Linked DNA regions of Homo sapiens: all the other regions are linked to region 3. Evidence: read pairs that join two places in POLR2A ChIA-PET (ENCODE). Cell type or tissue: MCF 10A. All regions are shown on one strand. Each heading gives the region's core, and the rest is flanking DNA. Links, peaks and the distances in the headings are about the cores only.

What was found. Peaks named below come from ENCODE experiments on the same cell type or tissue, not always from the same donor. Only the 100,000 strongest peaks of a DNase experiment are listed, where the experiment ranks them.
Region 1: POLR2A ChIA-PET joins it to region 3 with 17 read pairs; 17 of 35 experiments call an interaction of 5 or more read pairs at or near these places.
Region 2: POLR2A ChIA-PET joins it to region 3 with 11 read pairs; 3 of 35 experiments call an interaction of 5 or more read pairs at or near these places.

The regions. Positions count from the first base shown.
Region 1 is chr12:124,905,384-124,909,090 of GRCh38, reverse strand. No RefSeq gene overlaps it. Among named protein-coding and RNA genes, the nearest start is that of UBC, 7.4 kb to the left of the region's middle. In MCF 10A, for the core only: a CTCF peak has its summit at 2,156 (motif pointing right); a DNase peak (open chromatin) is centred at 2,150.
Region 2 is chr12:124,939,325-124,943,031 of GRCh38, reverse strand. It overlaps TRA-TGC4-1 (tRNA-Ala (anticodon TGC) 4-1), which reads right to left and starts at 3,066; the gene lies at 2,995-3,066. TRD-GTC2-10 (tRNA-Asp (anticodon GTC) 2-10) reads left to right here and starts at 3,314; the gene lies at 3,314-3,385. RefSeq lists enhancers at 1-63, 3,532-3,707 and a silencer at 3,272-3,351. In MCF 10A, for the core only: a CTCF peak has its summit at 2,218; DNase peaks (open chromatin) are centred at 2,221 and 3,151.
Region 3 is chr12:124,826,866-124,830,572 of GRCh38, reverse strand. All of the region lies in intron 1 of SCARB1 (scavenger receptor class B member 1), which reads left to right. Among named protein-coding and RNA genes, the nearest start is that of SCARB1, 35 kb to the left of the region's middle. RefSeq lists an enhancer at 2,277-2,456. In MCF 10A, for the core only: no CTCF peak of the experiment used is centred there; DNase peaks (open chromatin) are centred at 1,062 and 1,702.

The DNA of each region.
Region 1 (3,707 bases), core at 747-3,246, 78 kb before region 3:
TGTGTTAGCCAGGATGGTCTCGATCTCCTGACCTTGTGATCCGCCTGCCTCTGCCTCCCAAAGTGCTGGGATTACAGGCATGAGCAACCGCGCCCAGCTGGGATAACTACTTTTTACAGGTTGATATTCTTTTGGACTTTTCCCCTGTGTAAAAATATACTATATTTGTTATGTACATATTATGTACATACAGACACAAATTGGACCATTCTCAGTATAATGATTCTCAGGTTTTTTTTTTTTTTTTGAGGTGGGGAACTAGATAATTATGGACATCTTTCCATACTAGCATATCTAGATCTACCTCATTCTTTTTAATATTTTTGCTAGTATTCCATTGTATGAATGTCCTATGATTTACTTAACCTGTCCATCAATATTTGTTTCCAGGTTTTTGCTATTATAATGCTGCTGCAAAGTACATCCTCACACATCTTTATTTTGTCTATTCATATTTCTGTAAGATAGGTTACTAAAGTTGGAACTGCCAAATTAACACTATCATACTATTTTGTTTTTTAATTTTAATTTTTTAAAAAATGTAAAATGTGCAATTTCAAGAGGAGAAACTTGAACACAAGGAGCAAAATCTATTTTTATAACATCCTATTAAAAGCTTGCTTTACATAAAGATTTTGAAAGAATAGCATAAATACAAGATTTCTATTTTAATTGGATTCTTAGGGCTAATAAAATAATCAGCCTTAGCACTTATTTATTTATTTTTTTTGAGACGGAGTCTCGCTCTGTTGTCCATGCTGGAGTGCAGTGGCGTGATCTCGGCTCACTGCAAGCTCCACCTCCCGGGTTCACACCATTCTCCTGCCTCAGTCTCCCGAGTAGCTGGGACTCCAGGCGCCCGCTACAAAGCCCGTCTAATTTTTTTTGTATTTTTAGTAGAGACAGGGTTTCACTGTGTTAGCCAGGATGGTCTTGATCTCCTGACCTTGTGATCTGCCCGCCTCGGCCTCCCAAAGTGCTGGGATTATAGGCTTGAGCCACTGCGCCCGGCCAGCACTTATTTTTATAATTCTTCATGATTACTGTGTTACTGTCCCATGATATTTCTCAATTTTTAAATTTTTCAAAAAAATTAATCCTTAATGTGCATATTTTTGAATTGTTAATATAACTTTTTGAGGTGATGTCTTCATGTGTTTCAACTACTTAAAAACTTTTAAACAGTATATAATAAAAAATCTTCCAGGCCACTCACACCTGTAATCCCAGCACTTTGGGAGGCTGAGGTGGGCAGATCACCTGAGGGCAGGAGTTCGAGACCAGCCTGGCCAATATATATATATTCATATATTCATATATATATATATATTCATATATTCATATATATATATTCATATATTCATATATATATATATATATATATATAGCAAAACCTCATCTCTAATAAAATACAAAAATTAGCTGAGCGTGGTGATGCATGCCTGTAGTCCCAGCTACTCGGGAGGCTGAGGCAGGAGAATCTCTTGAACCTGGGAGGTGGAGGTTGCAGTGAGCTGAGATGGTGCCACTGCCCTCCAGCCTGAGTGACAGAGCGAGACTCGGTCTCCAAAAAAAAACAACAAAAAAATCTTCCATCCTTGTCTCCCATCCACCCCTTCCCCCCAGCATGTACTTGCAGACTTTATGCATATACAGTGAGTACTGTATATACACAAATAATAAAAAAATCATATATATAATATATGTAATTCCCCTTTACATGAAAGGTAGCACACTGGTCTGTACAGTCTGTCTGCACTGTGCTATTTCACTTTATATTTTTATAGTTTGACAGAGTTCTAACATTTCTTTTTTTTTTTTTTTAACAGAGTCTTGTTCCTGATTGTTAAATTTTAAAGCATCCCAAAGTTTGGTTTCACACTTGAATGAATACCATGTAAGGATTCACTTACATAGATGTGGTTGCCTGAATCTTAAGAATAAAATAACATTGTTTGTATTTATTTAAATTAGTGTTCCTTTTATGGTTTGCCTGAAAGCACAACAAAATCCTCACCAAGATATTACAATTATGACTCCCATACAGGTATACTGTTTAGAGATTGGCAAGCACCTTTTAATTAAAGGAGTCAGCCAGCTTAGTGTGCAGTATTTATTTCTGCCGGAAGAGGGAGCTTCAGGGACAGACTTTGGTTTAGTCATGAAGCCTGCAGCACTCCCAAGCGGTTGTGGTTGACCAAGCAATTTATGCTTTTACCTTTCTACTTCCAGAGGCTTGTTTACTTATCAGTAAGCATTAATTTAGTGTCCCCTCAGATGCCTTTTACTTTCTTCTTTTCTGCCTAGAATAAGCTGCTCTTCCAATTTTGCAGCTACATGTTTCCACCCCAGTTGGAATTTCTCCATAACATCCATTGTAGCTATCCTTCAATCTACAGCCTCTATTTCCTGTTATAGCTGGTCAGGTCTAATCCCTCAAAATACTCTGTCCCCTGCTTCCCTTATCTGCTGGCCACCTTTTTCCCCCACATACACACTGCCATGTCCCACCCTTCACTCAAGTTGTTCCCTGCCACCTCAACAAATTTAAGTCCATAAAATAGAGTAAGTGTTCCTGACTGTTAAATTTTAAAGCATCCCAAAGTCTGATTTCACACTCGAATGAATACTATGTACGGATTCATTTACATAGATGCGGTTGCATGAGTCTTAACAAAAAAATAACATTATTTGTATTTATTCAAAGTACTGTCAAGATATAATGTCAAGATCTAATTCAAAGGTTCCACAAAGCCTTCCTTGACTGCCCCCAACGAAGATTATCCATTTTCCCTGAAATCCCATTGACTTTTCTATTTTGTAAGGAGGCTCGTGAGACTCTGTCTAAAAACAAAACAAAACAAAAAGAAACAATCAAACGGCTTGCTTCTGTTCTTTGATCTGCTAGTAAGCAAAAATTACACATGGTGACAGGAGCTATGTGAGGCTGTCAGGTTGAATGGGAGGAGTTTGGGATCCTGCTTGTGGATGGTTGGAAGAGGCTTTCGGGAAAGACAGTATTTATGTGAGACCTGGAAGATGGGCCTTAGCTTTGCAGAAGGTGGAGAGGCAGGAAATAGCACGGGGGCCCTGGGGCTGGAAGACTTGGGCATATTTGAGGAACAGAAAGGAGACCAGCATAACTGAGGTGGGAAAAGCATGTGAAGAGATGGGGCTGGAGGAGGCCGGGAGTGGTGGCTCACGCCTGTAATCCCAGCACTTTGGGAGGCCAAGGCAGGCGGATCATGAGCTCAGGAGATTGAGACCATCCTGGCTAACACGGTGAAACCCCGTCTCTACTAAAAATACAAAAAAAAAAAAAAAAAAAATTAGCTGGGCGTGGTGGCGGGCGCCTGTAGTCCCAGCTACCTGGGAGGCTGAGGCAGGAGAATGGCGTGAACCTGGAAGGCGGAGCTTGCAGTGAGCCGAGATTGCACCACTGCACTCCAGCCTGGGAGACAGAGAGAGACTCCGTCTCAAAAAAACAAACAAACGAAACAAAACAAAACAAAAATTAGCCAGGCGTGGTGGTATGCACCTGTAATCCCAGCTACTCGGGAGGTTGAGGCAGGAGAAACGCTTGAACTCAGGAGGCGGAGGTTGCAGTGAGCCGAGACTGCGCCACTGCACTCCAGCCTGGGTGACAGAGGGAGACTCCATCTCAAAAAAAAAAATTTTTTTTTTTTTACAAACGGTGTCTCCCTCTG
Region 2 (3,707 bases), core at 747-3,246, 110 kb before region 3:
TTAGCCAGTGTGGTGGCAGGCGCCCGTAATCCCAGCTACTTGGGAGGCTGAGGCAGAAGAATCACTTGAACCCGGAAGACAGATGTTGCAGCGAGCCAAGATCGTGCCACTGCACTCCAGCCTGGGCGACAGAGTGAGACCCTGTCTCTCTCAAAAAACAAAGCAAAACAAACAAAAACAAAGTTAAACAAACTTCCCAGAAACTATAAAGGAAAGGGGAGACATTTTACCTTATCGAAATCTTACATTGACATGGTAAATTGTATAAACAAAGTTAGAAGATGAAAGAATAGATGAAAAATACTGCAAAACATGATAAACAGCGTCATACTATTGGATGAGCTATTGCAATTTGGTGAGAAAAACACAACGGGCAAAGGCCATGAAAAAATTAGTTGCTACATCTAGGCCGGGCGTGGTGGTTCATGCATGCCTGTAATCCCAGCACTTTGGGAGGCCGAGGCTGGCAGATCACGAGGTCAGACAAGATCAGGAGTTCGAGACCAGCCTGGCCAACATGGTGAAACCCCGTCTCTACTAAAAATGCAAAAATTAGCCAGGCGTGGTGGCAAGCGCCTGTAATCCCAGCTACTCGGGAGGCTGAGGCAGGAGAATCACTTGAAACCAGAAGGCAGAGGTTGCAGTGAGCCGAGATTGTGCCACTGCACTCCAGCCTGGGCAACAAGAGCTAAACTCTCTCTCAAAAAAACAAACAAACAAAAAAAAACTGCATCTAAGGTCGAGTGCAGTGGCTCACACCTATAATCCCAGCACTTTGGGAGGCCGAGGCAAATAAATCACCTGAGGCCAGGAGTTCGAGACCAACCTGGCCAACATGGCCAAACACCGTCTTGAATGAAAAAATACAAAAATTAGCCAGGCATGGTGGCGCGCACCGGTAATACCAGCTACTCGAGGGCCTGAGGAATGAGAATCATTTGAACCCAGGAAGTGGAGGTTGTGGAGATTTGAGATCAACCACTGCACTCCAGCCTGGATGACAGAGTGAGATTCCCATCTGGAAAAAAAAACACAAAAACCTGCATCTGCATGGCTGGTAGATACCTGAAAACATGCACACCCTAGAAAGTAGGCAGGAAAAAAGCAGAGAAATAATTCAGTTCTACTTCCTACCCAACAGATTGGAAAAATTAATAATCATGGCCATACCCAGTGCTGAGAATATAAGGAAAAGAGCACCTTCATACATTGTTATTGAATATGTAAGTTGCCACAGCCTTTAGAAAAAAATCCAGCAATATTTATTGTTTTTATTTATTTTTTTTTTCTGAGACAGAGTCTTGCTCTGTTGCCCAGGCTGGAGTGTAGTGGTGCAATCTCTGCTCACTGCAACCTCTGCCTCCTGGGTTCAAGTGATTCTCCTGCCTCAGCCTCCTGAGTAGCTGAGACTACAAGTGTGTGCCACCACACCCAGCTAATTTTTTATATTTTTAGTAGAGATGAAGTTTCACCATGTTGGCCAGGCTGGTCTCAAACTCCTGACCTCAGGTGATCTGCCCACCTCGCCCTTCCAAAGGGCTGGGATTACAAGTGTGAGCCACCATGCCTGGCCCAAAATCTAGCAATATTTAAAATAAACCAGGCATGGTGTTTATGCGTGTAATCCCAGCACTTTGGAAGGCTGAGGTGAGAGGATCACTTGAGGCCAGATGTTCGAGACCAGCCTGGACAACATAGCGAGACCCCTGTCTCTACAAAAAAAAAAAAAAGAAAAATATTTGCTGGAGGTGGTGAAGTATACCTGTAGTCTCAGCTTTTGGGGAGGCTGGGAGGTCTCTTGAGCCAAGGATTTCGAGGCTGCAGTGAGCTATGATCGCACCACTGCATTCCAGCCTGGGCGACAGAGAAGTACGTTTGTAAAAGTATCCATGCCCTTTGACCCTGCATTGCTCCCTGTGGACATCTGCCCCATCGAGGTACCGGCGCCAGAAGGCAAGGAAAACGCATGCACCAGATCACTGACTACAAGACTTCAGTGAGAGGAAACAAAATTACCCGAATCCCTAGGAGGAATGGTAATAAAGCGTGCTACCCCTCCGTTAGGAAATACTATGCAACCACGTCCAGCATTTGTCCTGAACTCCATCAGGCTCGCACTTCCTCTGCAGCACCCCTGGAGGAAGTCTCCAGCAGCTTCCTGGGCGGTGGCTGCACCTCCTTCCCGATCTCCCCACGTCCACCCACGCCCAGGGTGTGTTCTCCGCATGGCAGCCAGAGGGAGCCTTTTCAAACCTGAATCTGGTCGCGTTCCCCTGCGTCAGGCCTTCCAGTGTCTTCGAAGATAAAGTTCATCCTCATTCACTAAGCTCCAGGGCATGGCTTTCTTCCTGCCCCTTCAACACTGAGCGCCCTTCCTCCAGCCTCAGGGCCTTGGCACCTGCCGTTTCCTTCGCTGGAAGCACTGTTTCTGCAGAGGTCTCCCCTGGCAGCTAATCTAAAGCAACCCCCACTCCTGCACCCCTGAGTTTCCATCTCATCGCTATTATTGTCTTCATAAAACGTATCGCTACTTGCTTATTGTTAAGTCTCCAGGACTGGACTATAAAGTCCAAAAAGGCTGAGAAAGCTTGCCTGGCCTGTCTTATCCAGGGATACCAGGGGACGTACACTTTACCCGGCACACAGTAGGTGCTCAGTGCATGCACGGAACCTGACATGAGGCCCTCAGGAGTTAATGAATGGTCAGTTGCAGAACCTTTCTAAGGAATCCATGTTTTTCTATCTGCTTGATGAAACAAATAACTGGGAGTATTCGTTTCAAATGGCAGATTCCCGGCCCCGTCACTGACCTACTGAACGCGAATCTCCGGTGGAGGGGCCCAGGGCATTTGTGATTAGGGGCAGGGAAATGTGCTGGCGCAGCCCCTTCCAAGGGAGCTTTCTTCGCAGGCAGGTTGTTGAGGGTTGCCTGGGTCCTCTTCCAAGCTTTTGTAACCACGTGACTGTAATTTGCCCGAAAAAGGCGGAAAAGTCTGGAGATGCCGGGGATTGAACCCGGGGCCTCATACGTGCAAAGCATGCGCTCTACCACTGAGCTACATCCCCTACCCCTTGTGTTGGTCTTTTCTGGGGATGGTGATACAGGAAGTGCCCTTCGCTCTGCTAGTTCAGGTGCCTTAGCTTCGGAACGTGCAGTGCCTCCAGCCACTCAAAGGGGCCTCTACCCGCCTTGGATAAGCCCAGCAGCCAGGGTGCCCGGCGCGGAGCCTGGATGGCCCGGAAAGGTTAGGAACGATAGCGAGAGAATGGTATGGACATAAGAAGGGAGCTGCAGGGAACACAGTACGGCTTGTCCTCGTTAGTATAGTGGTGAGTATCCCCGCCTGTCACGCGGGAGACCGGGGTTCGATTCCCCGACGGGGAGGCCGGGTACTTTCGTATTTTTAAATACAGAGGGGAGACTTTGTTGGCGATGCTTTTCGGTGTTCCAAAATATACAGAGTAGGTATAAGAGGATGTGCACATCGCAGGTGTGCCTGCAACACTGAATTAGGGCCCTTACGAGGGTTCCTTCCCCTCCAAGGAGAGTTCGAGGGAAGAAAAAACAGGGTGCTCGGCAGTGAGCATAATAGGTTCATTTTTATGTCAAAAAATTATAGATATGCACACAAATGTGTGAGTATATTAATGTTTCTGATTGGCATCACGGTAACAACAGCAGCAGGAGCAGCAGCCAACAATATACA
Region 3 (3,707 bases), core at 382-2,881:
GACTCATGCACGTGGTCCCTGTGTGTGATTTACCCTGTCATTGTGTGTCTCAATTGGTCATTCCCTTTTGTCTCTGGGTAGCATTCCATGGTATGAGTGTGTCCCCATTTGTCATGCATTCACTTGCTTGTAGACATTTGTGTTGTTTCCAGTTTTGGGCTGTTATGGGTACGGCTGCTATGAGCATTTGTGGATAATCTTTGTGTGGGTGCATGCTTTCATTTTTCTGGGACAAATACTGGGGGTGGGATTGCTATATTGTAGGGTGAACGTCCAGCTTTGGTAGAAAAAGTATATTCCACAGTGACTGCACTAATGCACTTCCACCAGCAATGTGTGAGCACTCTGGCTGCTCCACATCCTCACCAGCACTTGTTATTGTCAGTCTTTTTCATTGTAGCCATTCTGGTGTATGGCATGGGATCTCACTGTGAGTCCAGTGGACATTTCTCTGATGACTAAGCCACCCAGGGCTGGTGGGTGGCTCCAGGAAGTCACAGGAATCCTTTCTCCTATCTCCTATTCTGCTCCGCCCTTCTTCATGTGTGGCTTTCATTCTTAAGGGTGCCTCATGATCCAAGATGGCTGCTCTAGCTCCATCCATTGTGACTGAATTCCGGGCAGCAGGAAGGGGGACTTATCAACAACTACATAGAAATTTCAGATATTGATAATGTCAGGGAGATAAAACAGGGTGATGAATATAATGTGATGGGGGAAGGGCTGCTTTAGGAAGAATGGTATTTTCATCCATTTTGTTCACTATTGAAGTGCCCAGGCCTAGAGCAGAGCCTGCCATACAGTGGGGCTCAATAGAGATGGTTAAGGGATTGAAAATTGCTCAGGGAAGGTCTCACGGAGAAAGTGACTTTAGACTTGAGAAGTGAGGGGCTCACTTTTGTGGGCATCAGGGGAAAGATTGCCCCTGGAGGAGCAAAGAGTCAGTGCAAAGGCCCTGTGGCAGAAACTTGCCTGGTGGCTCAGGAGCACAGCAAGGCCAGTGTGGCTGGAGCAGAGTGAGCGAGGCAGATAGGAATGGGGGAGGAGACTGGAGTGACTATAGGGAGCTGGGTTGTGCAAGACCTCATAGGTCACTGTCAGGAATTTAGATTCTATTCTGAGATAAATAGGGAGGCATGGGGGAGGTTTGAGCAGAATGACATGCTCTGACTTTAATCTTAAAAGGATAACTTGGATTCTGTGGGGAGAACGGGGCGGGGGGCAAGAGCAGAGGCAGGAAAACAGCGGGGAAACTACGGCACCCATCCATACAAGCCAGGATGGGGGCCAGGATGGTGTTGGAGAGAAGTGGATGGATTTGAGGCATGCTTTAAAGCGAGAGCAGCCCAGCCTTGCTGATGGAGGGTGCTAGGTGGGAGGAAAATGGAGGACTCAGGAATGACTCAACCTCTTCGCTTAAGCAACTTACAAGCGTGGGTTTCTTGTAAAAACCTTTTATTTTAGTCTTCTTACCTTAGTCCTTTAAAAATCAAAAGAAGTTGGAACATGAGCCAAGGGTGTGGTGTTCCCAAGTCCCAGATTGGATTAGCCTGTGTCGTAGTTGTTCCTGCATCTTAAGGCCCCATGGAGCTGGGGATGCCTGGAGCCCTGGGATTGAGAGTGTAGTCAGCCACTGACTGCTGGTCCAGAGTGGGCAGGGCCTGGCCTTGTCCCAGAACTAGGCTTCGTCTGGGCAAATTGGCTTCTTGGCTCATTTGGTCAGAGGTGTGTTTCTTGGAAGCCTGTTTTCTCTTCTCATAGGAGGAGGAATTAGACCTTGCAATTCAGTGGCCAGGTCAAGTTAATGATTCATTTGTGAAGCTCCCGTGCAAGGAGCCCAGCGGGGATGGCCTAGGAGAGAAGCGTGAGGGCACAGGCCTAGACGTGGATACGGAGCCTGGGGCTCTGTCTCTCCCTGCTCCTGTGACCTTGGTCAGGCATTTGGCTTTGGAGCCTCAGTGTCTGCTTCGATGAGATGAGCCATTGAGAATTTAAGAGGTGAAGTAGGTGGAAGTGTTTCGCTACCTGAACAGGGCCGGGCAGATCGTCCAGACGATTCTGCTCCCCTGGTGTCTGAGGGCAGGGGCGTCTCAGGGCAGGGGCCCCATCGTGTTCATCCCTGTGTCTTTAAATTCCTAGCATAGCATCTAGCATGGGGCGGATGATTGTACAGGGCATGAACTGCAATCCCAATGAGGTCAGAGCAGCCTCACTGTAGGCCGAGGTCGTTCCAGTGGGCTTCATGGAGGAGGTGGCACCTGGGCGAGCGGGGTGTTAGGTTTGGAGGTCAGGGGCCTCTCCAGGTGCAGGGGAGAGTGCTGTGGGTGGTAGGAAGAGAATGCTAAAAATTAATGTCTATGAAATCTTCATCTCATCCATCACACATTTACCGAGTTGTTGCCCCGGCCTAAACAGGCGGTACTCTCTGTGTATTTAAAAAAAAAAAAATCCCTTCTTAAGTATGAGCTGTTTAAAACACACAAAGGAGGACTAGCGTTACCACCCGCTAGACATTTCCACGTTGATTATATGGTTTCAGGTCTCACTTTTGCTCATTCACCCAGAAAATATTTACAGAGCTCCTGCAAGGTGCCAAGAGCTGTCCCAGGCCCTGAGGACAGACACATCGCCAAACAAAGCAGCTGAGGATCTTGCCCTTGTGGGTTTATGGCCAGGCAGGTGATACAGATGGACAGCAATAAACCTGATAAGCTAATTATACCGTGTGCTCGAAGGCCACAAGCAGCATGGAAACAACACGGCAGGTCGGGAGGTCAGGAGTTTTAGGGGCAGGTTGGATGAGCCTTCTGAGAAGGGGGCATGTAAGCAGAGATTCGAAGGGGTGAGGGATTTGACCACGTGTTTAGGAGGAAGCAGTGGGTGCAAAGGCCCTGGGGCAGGAGCGTGGCCTCTTGGACAGGATAGCAAGGAGGCTGTGGGGCTGGGCTGAGTAACAGACAGTGGTTGTGGAATGAGACCACCGCTTCTGCTGTTGTCCTTCCCAGCTTCTCCCCAGCCTCCCCTTTTCCCTAGTTTATAAGACAGGAGAAAAGGGAGAAAGCAAAAAGATGGAAAGAAACAGAAGTAAGATAAATAGCTAGACGACCTTGGCGCCACCACCTGGCCCTGGTGGTTAAAATAATAATAATAATAATAATATTAACCCCTGACCAAAACTACTGGTGTTATCTGTAAATTCCAGACGTTGTATGAGAAAGCACTGTAAAACTTTTTGTTCTGTTAGCTGATGTATGTAGCCCCCAGTCACGTTCCTCACACTTACTCGATCTATTATGACCCTTTCACATGGACCCCTTAGAGTTGTAAGCCCTTAAAAGGGCTAGGAATTTCTTTTTCGGGGAGCTCGGCTCTTAAGACGCGAGTCTGCCGATGCTCCCGGCCGAATAAAAACCTCTTCCTTCTTTAATCCGGTGTCTGAGGAGTTTTGTCTGTGACTTGTCCTGCTACAGTTGGATGTGGGGCCAGAGAGAACACAGGGGCCAGACCAGGCAGAGGGGCTTGTAGGCCAATGTTCGGACGGTGGCTCGTATGTTATTTTCAAGAAATAACATGTTCACAATGACAGTTAAAGCTTTCCCCACATCCCCAGCCCCCAGCCCTCTCCTGAGATTGTTTGCAGGTATCATTTCCCTGAATGTTTTTCTACATTTCCACATGGGTTTGTCTTCAGAAAGAATATAGAGTAT